Regions from separate parts of the Homo sapiens genome. Here region 2 is linked to region 1. Evidence: chromatin contacts called from ENCODE Hi-C or POLR2A ChIA-PET data. All regions are on one chromosome and are shown on one strand. The core of a region is the stretch at or near the end of the contact, and the rest is flanking DNA. Distances in the headings are between cores, read along the strand shown.

Evidence for each region. A loop is a pair of places that touch in the nucleus more often than their neighbours do. ChIA-PET counts read pairs that join two places held with the same protein, here RNA polymerase II (POLR2A). Pooled maps may share reads with other maps.
Region 2: a loop to region 1 is called in a pooled map, with 3 times the contacts of the local background. The contact joins the enhancer-like site here to the promoter of CHLSN in region 1. A Hi-C loop is called at or near these places in 1 of 168 maps with a recorded cell type or tissue (CD8-positive, alpha-beta T cell), 2 of 37 single-sample maps with no recorded cell type and 8 of 50 pooled maps. POLR2A ChIA-PET finds 5 or more read pairs at or near these places in 2 of 52 experiments (SK-N-SH and activated CD4-positive, alpha-beta memory T cell).

Annotation. Positions count from the first base shown.
Region 1 is chr7:1,136,154-1,140,456 of GRCh38, forward strand. CHLSN (cholesin) reads right to left here and starts at 2,094. Exons shown (of 5, transcript NM_001318252.2): 1 at 1,162-2,094. RefSeq lists silencers at 1,654-1,703, 1,714-2,163, 2,364-2,503 and an enhancer at 2,224-2,323.
Region 2 is chr7:934,143-938,445 of GRCh38, forward strand. ADAP1 (ArfGAP with dual PH domains 1) reads right to left here. Exons shown (of 11, transcript NM_006869.4): 2 at 1,233-1,363. Among named protein-coding and RNA genes, the nearest start is that of ADAP1, 18 kb to the right of the region's middle. RefSeq lists a silencer at 2,813-2,862. Within about 2 kb of position 2,514, at least 4 of the 41 ENCODE cell types and tissues checked have a DNase peak (open chromatin) inside an H3K27ac peak, as active enhancers do.

The DNA.
Region 1 (4,303 bases), core at 844-3,343:
ATATACATAAATATGTATAAATATACATAATTATAAATATATACACAAATATATAAATATATATAAACATATATAAATATATAAAATATATATAAATATATATAAACATATATAAATATATAAAATATATATAAATATATATAAACATATATAAATATATATAAACATAAATATATAAATATATAAACATATAAATATATATAAACATATATATAAATATATATAAATATATAAACATATATATAAATATATATAAACATATATATAAATATATATAAACATATATATAAATATATATAAACATATATAAACATATATAAATATATAAACATATATAAACATATAAATATATATAAACATATATAAATATATATAAACATATATATGAACATATATAAACATATATAAACATATAAACATAAACATATATAAACATATATAAACATATATAAATATATATAAATATATAAAAATAAATATATATATGCGGATGTGTGTATAAACTGTGTATATATATAACTATATATATAACCATATATATGTACTTATATATATCATCTACACATATATCATCTCAAGCTTAAGAATTCGTAATCAATACCCCTGATCACCCTCCACAAACCTGAGCTTCCTAGTGTTCATCCTCTCCATAAACATCCATCTGATGAGGTTCACATAGTAGCTCAAGCTTAAAACCTTGGTCCATCCATAAATCCTCTCTTTCTCACATACTCGTCCAACCCACCACAAACTCCTGTTGGTTTACCACTGAAATACACCCAGAATGTGACTCCCTTAAGATCCCATAGGTACCCAGTCCAAGCCACCACCTCTCACGATGGCTTTTAAACTCCTAAATCAGATGGTGTGTCACCTCCACTCAAAAAACTTCCCAAGCTGTCCCCTTCCACTTGGAGGGAAAGTCAAGGTCCTTGCCACTTGGTAAGGTCCACACGACTGCCCTGGCCCCTCCTCGCATCTCTGGGAACTCACCTCCTCTTTCTCTCTCTGTTCCCAAATTGGCTGCAGCCACACTGGGCTCCCTGCTGTTTCCCCTGCACCTGCTGTTTCCTCGACCTGGAATGTTCTGGTGCCTCACTCCTCCTCCTGCTTCCTTTCCATTCTCAAAACCCCTGTTCTCATCTTCTCCATGGCACTTACCATCACCTGCTCTGTGCACCTTGTTCATCTGTCTCTCCCCTCCAGAATGGAAGTTCACTAGATCACAGACTTGTCTCCACTTGTTGACAGCTGTAGCCCAATGCCCCGAACAGTGCAGGAGGAACCCAATGAACGTTTTTTAAAAATGAATGAATGAATGACGGAAGGAAGGAAACGGAAAGCATGCTTATGATGGAAAGTGAGGCCAAGCGCGTTGGCTCACTCCTGTAATCCCAGCACTTTGGGAGGCCGAGGCAGGAGGATCCATCGCTTGAGCCCAAGAATTCGAGACCAGCCTGGGTAACATGGTGAGACCCCATTTCTACAAAAAACATTTTTAAAAATTATCCGGGTGTGGTGGCGCGCGCATGTGGTCCCAGCTACTTGGGAGGATGAGGCGGGAGGACGGCTTGAGCCCAGGAGGTGGAGGCTGCAGTGAGCTATGATCACGCCATTGCACTCCAGCCTGGGTGGCACAGCGAGACACTGCCTCAAAAATTGAAAAAGAGAAAGTGGGAGCTGAAAGCCTCGGAGGGCAATCAGGGCGTCTTCAGAGAAAGACAATGAAACCAGAGCCACTGCAAGCCCTGACGGCCTGAAACCTAGGAGCCAGCTGAGTCCCTTCCACTCGCCCGCGCTGAGTTAACCCAGAGGCGGGTGCGGGTGTCGGAGCCCGCGCCGGGACGCACCGGCCGCACCGGCCGCACCAGCCTCCCCAGCACCGCGGACCCCAGGGCCGCCGCCCGGTCGCGCCGCGCCGGGCCTCCGCGCACCCACGTGGAGGGGGCGGAGCCCCGCGGGAGCCCGCCCCGGGGCTCTGGGTCTCCTGGCGCCCTGACCCGCCGGCCACCCCGCCGCCGCCCCACGCGCCTACCTGCGCCCACCTGCGCCCACGTCGCCCACCTAAGCGTGAACAGCTGCGTCGCGGACGCCGCCTTCCGGCAGGGACCCGCGCCCCAGGTAAGCGTTAGTCCCGCCTTCAGGAGTGCGGAGCCTCCCATTGGACGAGGTCTGCGTCCGTCTCTCCGCCGGCTAATGGCAAGCGGCGGCAGCACGGGGGGCGGTTCCAGGACCGGGCGCGGGCTACTGACGCCATCTCTAGAGGCCTAGAGTTGCTTGGAGAGGAGCTGGTTGCCAAGGCAACCCGCCCTGCCCAGAACAAGTGCAGATGACTAGGTTTGGGCCCCGCAGGGCTTGGGGGTCTGGGGTGCAAGCTGCCCCGGCCGGGCTGGCGTCCCGGGGTGGGGCCTCCGCCGAGGGTCCAGGGTATGGAGCTCGGCTCGGAGTCGAAATGGATGAGCTACGGCTATTGGGATCAACAGGGCTAGGACTTAAACTTCGTGCTGAATTTAAAAAATCAGGATAGGTGCTAAAAAATACACAGGGTGGGTAGTGTTATAATAATGCTTGTGTCCGGGAGCGGTGACTCACGCCTGTGATCCCAGCATTTTGGGAGGCCCAGGCGGGCGGATCGCTTGAGCTCAGGAGTTCGAGACCCGCCTGGCCAACATGACGAAACCCCGTAACCCCGTCTCTGCTAAAAATACAAAAATTAGCCAGGCGTGGTGGCAGGTGCCTGTAATCCCAGCTACTCGGGAGGCTGAGGCAGGAAAATCGTTTAAGCCCGGGAGGTGGAGGTTGCAGTGAGCCGAGATCGTGCCACTGCACTCCAGCCTGGGCGACAGAATGAGACTCTGTTTTAAAAAATAAAAAATAAATTAAAAAAATAAAAATTAGCCGGGTATGGTGGCACGTGCCTGTAGTTCCTGATACTCTGGACGCTGAGGTGGGAGGATCGCTGGAGCCTGGGAGATGGAGGCTGCAGTGAGCTATGATCAAGGCACTGCACTCCAGCCTGGGCAACAGAGCCAGACCCCGTCTAAAAAAAAAAAAGAAAAAAAAGCATGCTTTCAAGTCACCCAGTAAGTTAAGTGCTTGGCAGCCGTATCAAGTATGATGTACGTTGCCTCAGGAATCCAAAGGTGACAAGCAAAGAAGGTGCACTCTTCCTTACTGGTAGAAGATTGTATTTGGTTCCTTTTTCTGCATAACAAATTAACCCAACATTTAGCAGCCTAAAAGAACATTTATTTTTTCATGGTATCCGCGGTCAGGAAAGTGGGCGTGGCTAAGCTCTGTGCCTTTGCCTCAAGGGTTCACCAAGTTGTGGTCAAGGTGTCCCCCCAGGGTTGTGGTTTCATCGGAAAGCTTATCTGGAATGATCCACTCCCAAGCTCACACACACGGATATTGTAAGGACTCAGTCCTCCAAGGTCATTAGAGAAGGGCCTCAGCCTTGCTGGCTGCTGCCCAAAGGCCACCCTCAGTTCCTTGGTACATGGGCCTTACCACAAGGAAGCTCACAACACTGCAGCTGGCTTGCCTTAGACGGTGCAAGCACACACAAGAGGAGGCACACACAAGACGCACATCACAGTCTCCTTGCACCCTAATCTCAGAAGTGACTTCCCTAGGCTTTTGCCATATTCTGTTCATTAGAAGTCGGCCGGGTGCGGTGGCTCACACCTGTAATCCCAGCACTTTGGGAGGCTGAGGTGGATGGATCACTTGAAGTCAGGAGTTCAACACCAGCCTGGCCAACGTGGCAAAACTCCATCTCTACTAAAAATACAAAAATTAGCCAGGCATGGTGGCATGTACCTATAATCCCAGCTACTCAGGAGGCTGAGGCATCAGAACCTATTGAACCCGGGAGGCAGAGGTTGCAATGAGCTGAGACCGCGCCACTGCACTCCAGCCTGGGCGACAGAGCAAGACTCCAGCTCAAAAAAAAAAAAAAAAAAAAAGTGAATCATGGCCAGGTGCAGTGACTCAGGCCTGTAATCCCAGCTCTTTGGGAGGCTGAGTCAGGAGGATGGATGGACACCAGGAGTTCAAGACCAGCCTGGGCAAACAGTAAGACCTCATGTCTACAAAAATAAAAATAGAAAATTAGCTGGGTGTGGTGGTGCACGCATATAGTCCCAGCTACTTAGGAGGCTGAGGTGGAAGGATTGCTTGAGCCTGGAAGATGGAGGCTGCAGTGAACTATGATCACACCACTGCACTCCAGCCTGGGTGAAAAAAAAAAAGGAAAAAAGGAAAATAATTTTTTTTCATTTTTATTTTTGGAAATTGATAT
Region 2 (4,303 bases), core at 1,264-3,763, 200 kb before region 1:
TGGTGCAGAGCCGGGGACCGGGGTCAGTGGTGCTGGAGAGCCGGGGGCCGGGGTCAGTGGTGCTGGAGAGCCGGGGGCCGGGGTCAGTGGTGGTGCAGAGCCGGGGACCGGGGTCAGTGGTGCTGGAGAGCCGGGGACTGGGGTCAGTGGTGCTGGAGAGCCGGGAGCCGGGGTCAGTGGTGCTGGAGAACCAGGGGCTGGGATCAGTGGTCCTGGAGAGGGGGTGCCAGAGTCAGTGGTGTTGGAGAGGGGGGGCCCAGGGTCAATGGTGCTGGAGAGGGGAGAGACATGTACAGGAGGCCACCAGCCTCTACGACCCTCCCCATCCCCACAGCAGCCCCCAGACCACCACTCTCACCTCCATGCGGCCCTTCGGTCCCACTCACAGCAGTCAGGAAGATCAATGGCTTCCAGACCCCAAGTCCCACGAGTGGGGCTGGGGTGACCCTCCCACCGGGTCTTCAGGCCCCACGCTCCATCCGACCTGCAGCCCCCAGCCGGGGTCTTGTTCCTTCTCCACCTCCCTCGGGGTCTCCCTACGGGGCCCTTCCTGCCGCCTCCAGCATGCGTGGCCCCTCCCTGCACGCCAGGGCTTCCTGGTTGGCTCACACCCGTCTCCCTCCCCATAGGGGCGTCTCTAGGGCCCCACGAAGCATCTGTGGCTGGTGTCCCTGCCTGGCCATGCCAAGTGCTCCGTGAAGCCTCATCAGATGCATGGGTGAGAGGTGGGCAGTGGCTGTGTCACCTCAGAGGCCGCCCAGGGGACAGGTAATGGTGCCCTACACGGCAGCGGGCCGGGGTGCACGTGGACTGCCGTGTAAATGCGACCCTGACTCTGGGTCGTGCCGCGCGGCCTGGGACGCTGCATTCTGTTTCCTTAGAGACAGGGTCTCTTTTACCCTGAGCCCAGTGCTCCAGGTGTGGGGATTTGAGGGGAGCACTCCGGAGCTCCCAGGGCACGGGAATCGGCGACCCGCCTTCGCTCCCTGGCCCACCACACACACCTGGAGCTGCTCACAGAGAGGTTGGACCCGGCACGGGGTGGGTGGAGCAGCCACACAGGCGGAGCCGCTGGAGAGGGGGCGGGGTCCTCGGGTCCAGCCAGCCAGGCCCCCAGAGTAGCCCAAGGCTCCAGGGGCCACAGCCAGGCCGCCCGGCATCTCTGGCTCCAGAGGCCCGGGCTGAGGCCACCCGGGGACTGCGCGGGTCCCCCCGCCCCTCCCCCTCCGTACCTCCACTTGGGCCTCCTCCCAGGCGTCCAGGCGGACGGACTTCACCTTGCTGACCTGGGGGATATTCCGGTGGATTCCCGAGCAGCTCAGGCAGATGAAGACGCCCAGAGTGTAGGAGGCCCAGTCGGGATCTGCAAGGGAAAGCCGGACGTTCACGGAGGCTCAGCCCAGGGACCCCGGAGGGAGGGTGGACGGAGCCTCGAGTCAGGAGCCCCCGGCCATGCAGTGGGGGGGGCTTCAGCGGAGACCCCCGGGTACACCAGGCTCCGTGCGCCCCACAGGCACCTAACCCCAGCTCCCCCCCCGCCCTCTGCCCGGTGCAGACGGGGCTCTCCCCAGACACCCCACGGCATCTGAGGAAGCCGATCTGCATGCACCTGCTCTGCCCCGCGGGTGCCGGGAACCTCCAGCAGAGGCCGGCCCCACAGGAGCCCATGCCCCGGGCTGGAGGGCACCCGGCACTCGTGAGGATGGGTCCACCTGCTTTCCTCGTGTCCGCTGCCCTGGGAGAAGTCTGTGGGCCCGAATCCTCCTGGGTGATGGGGCCAAGATTGGGAAATTCAGATAGGATCTGAGTGCAGGGGGTGCCTCACACCCAACGCGCTGCACACCCCCGAAGGACGGATGGTAGCCGCGGATGACGACGCACCCTGCGTGGGGTGACAGCGCCCGGCGGCCACTAACTTTGCAGGTGTGACAGCGGCGCTGTGGCTTCACCCTGCATGTGGCCTGTCTAGGGATTCCACGTCTCGATGTCTGGTTTGCCTTAAAAGGTCCAACAAAGCTGGACACAGTGGCTCAGGCCCGTAATCCCAGCGCTTTGGGAGGCTGAGGGAGCAGAATTTTTTTTGAGACATAGTCTGTTGCCCAGGCTGGAGTATGATGGCACGATCTCGGCTCGCTGCAACCTCTGCCTCCCGGGTTCAAGCGATTCTCCTGCCTTAGCCTCCCGAGTAGCGAGGCACGCACCACCATGCCCGGCTAACTTTTGTATTTTTAGTGGAGATGGGGTTTCATCATGTTGGCCAGGCTGGCCTCGAACTCTTGACCTCAAGTAATCCACCTGCTCGGCCTCCCAAAGTGCTGGGATGACAGGCGTGAGCCACTGCCCAGGGTGTGGGTGCCACAGCGCAGTCTTTCTGCTGCTGCACGTGTGAAATGTCTCATTCTGAAACGGCAAAATGTGGGGAGCGTCCAGCCCCGCCCTGGGGCGATGGCTAAGAGGGCTGCTGTGTGACTCTCCTGTTTTCTTCTGGCTCCCAACGACCCTTCACAATAAGTCAAGGGAGTGGAATGGCTGAAAGGCACCCTAGAGAGAACAGTCTCTCTGGGGGAGATGAGTCATCTCTGAACTGCTTTTATTTTTAAGTGGAGGCTCTCCTGGGTGAGGCTGGTGGAAATCGAGGCGCTTCCCCACAAGCAGGTGCGGCTGTGGACCCAAGCCTGTTTGGGGAATCATGAGTGGAGAGGACCCCACCCTTCAGGCCTGGCGGAGGATAGCCCCCCTCCCAACGCTGATCGGGGCCCACCCCTGGCTGGTGGGGGACTCCCATGCCAGGCGGCGGAGGCCCAGTGGGGCTGGGGCTGGGCCTGGGCTCTGAGTCACTGCCAGGAGGAGAGGCACCCAAGTGAGCCCCCGGCCGGGGATGGTGCGTGAGAACCAGCAGGCTGAACCTCGGATTTGGGGGTCATGCCCGGCCTCTGGGATTTGGGGGTCACGCCGGGCCTCGGATTTGGGGGTCACGCCCGACCTCTGGGATTTGGGGGTCACGCCCGGCCTCTGGGATTTGGGGGTCACGCCCGACCTCTGGGATTTGGGGGTCACGCCCGACCTCTGGGATTTGGGGGTCACGCCCGGCCTCTGGGATTTGGGGGTCACGCCCGACCTCTGGGATTTGGGGGTCATGCCTGGCCTCTGGGATTTGGGGGTCATGCCTGGCCTCTGGGATTTGGGGGTCACGCTGCACATCTGGGATTTGGGGGTCACGCCGGGCCTCTGGGATTTGGGGGTCACGCCCGACCTCTGGGATTTGGGGGTCACGCCCGGCCTCTGGGATTTGGGGGTCACGCCCGACCTTTGGGATTTGGGGGTCATGCCCGGCCTCTGGGATTTGGAGGTCATGCCCGGCCTCTGGGATTTGGAGGTCATGCCCGACCTCTGGGATTTGGGGGTCACGCCCGGCCTCTGGGATTTGGGGGTCACGCCCGACCTCTGGGATTTGGGGGTCACGCCCGGCCTCTGGGATTTGGGGGTCACGCCCGACCTCTGGGATTTGGGGGTCATGCCCGGCCTCTGGGATTTGGGGGTCATGCCCGGCCTCTGGGATTTGGGGGTCATGCCCGACCTCTGGGATTTGGGGGTCATGCCCGGCCTCTGGGATTTGGGGGTCACGCTGCACATCTGGGATTTGGGGGTCATGCCCGGCCTCTGGGATTTGGGGGTTTTCTGTCACAGCTGTTAGGCTCCCTGATTAATGAAGCCTGTCTCCCCATTAACGTGGGCTTCTTGAGGACCCCAGACCCAGCACCCCCGGATCTGGCACAGAGCTCAGTCCGGAGCAGGTCTCCACGGGAGTCATGAATGAAGGGGCCACTAACAGCCCTACTTCAGCAGAGCCCCTGTCTTCGAGAGAGACCACAGGCTTTCTCCTCACCCCTCAGTCAGTCAAACATTTGCCCAAGTGACCCTGTCTCGGGTACCAGGAGTTTTGCCTGTGCTGAGTAGGGCGGCTTTTGGGAGAAAGAATGCGGTTACAGGATCAGCCGTTGTTTGGTTTTGCGGGGTTTTTTTTGTCTTGTATTGTATTGTTTTGTTTTGAGACAGGGTCTTGCCCTGTTGCCCAAGGTGGAGTGCAGTGGTGCAATCACAGCTCACAGCTCACTGCAGCCTCCAACGCCTGGGCTCAAGCGATCCTCCTGCCTCAGCCTTCCAAGTAGCTGGGACCGCAGGCATGCACCAGCATACCCAGCTAATTTTTAAAATTTTTGGTAGAGATGAAGTCTCTCTATGTTGCCCAGCTTGGGCTTGAACTCCTGGGCTCAAGCGATCCTCCTGTCTTGGCCTCCTAAAG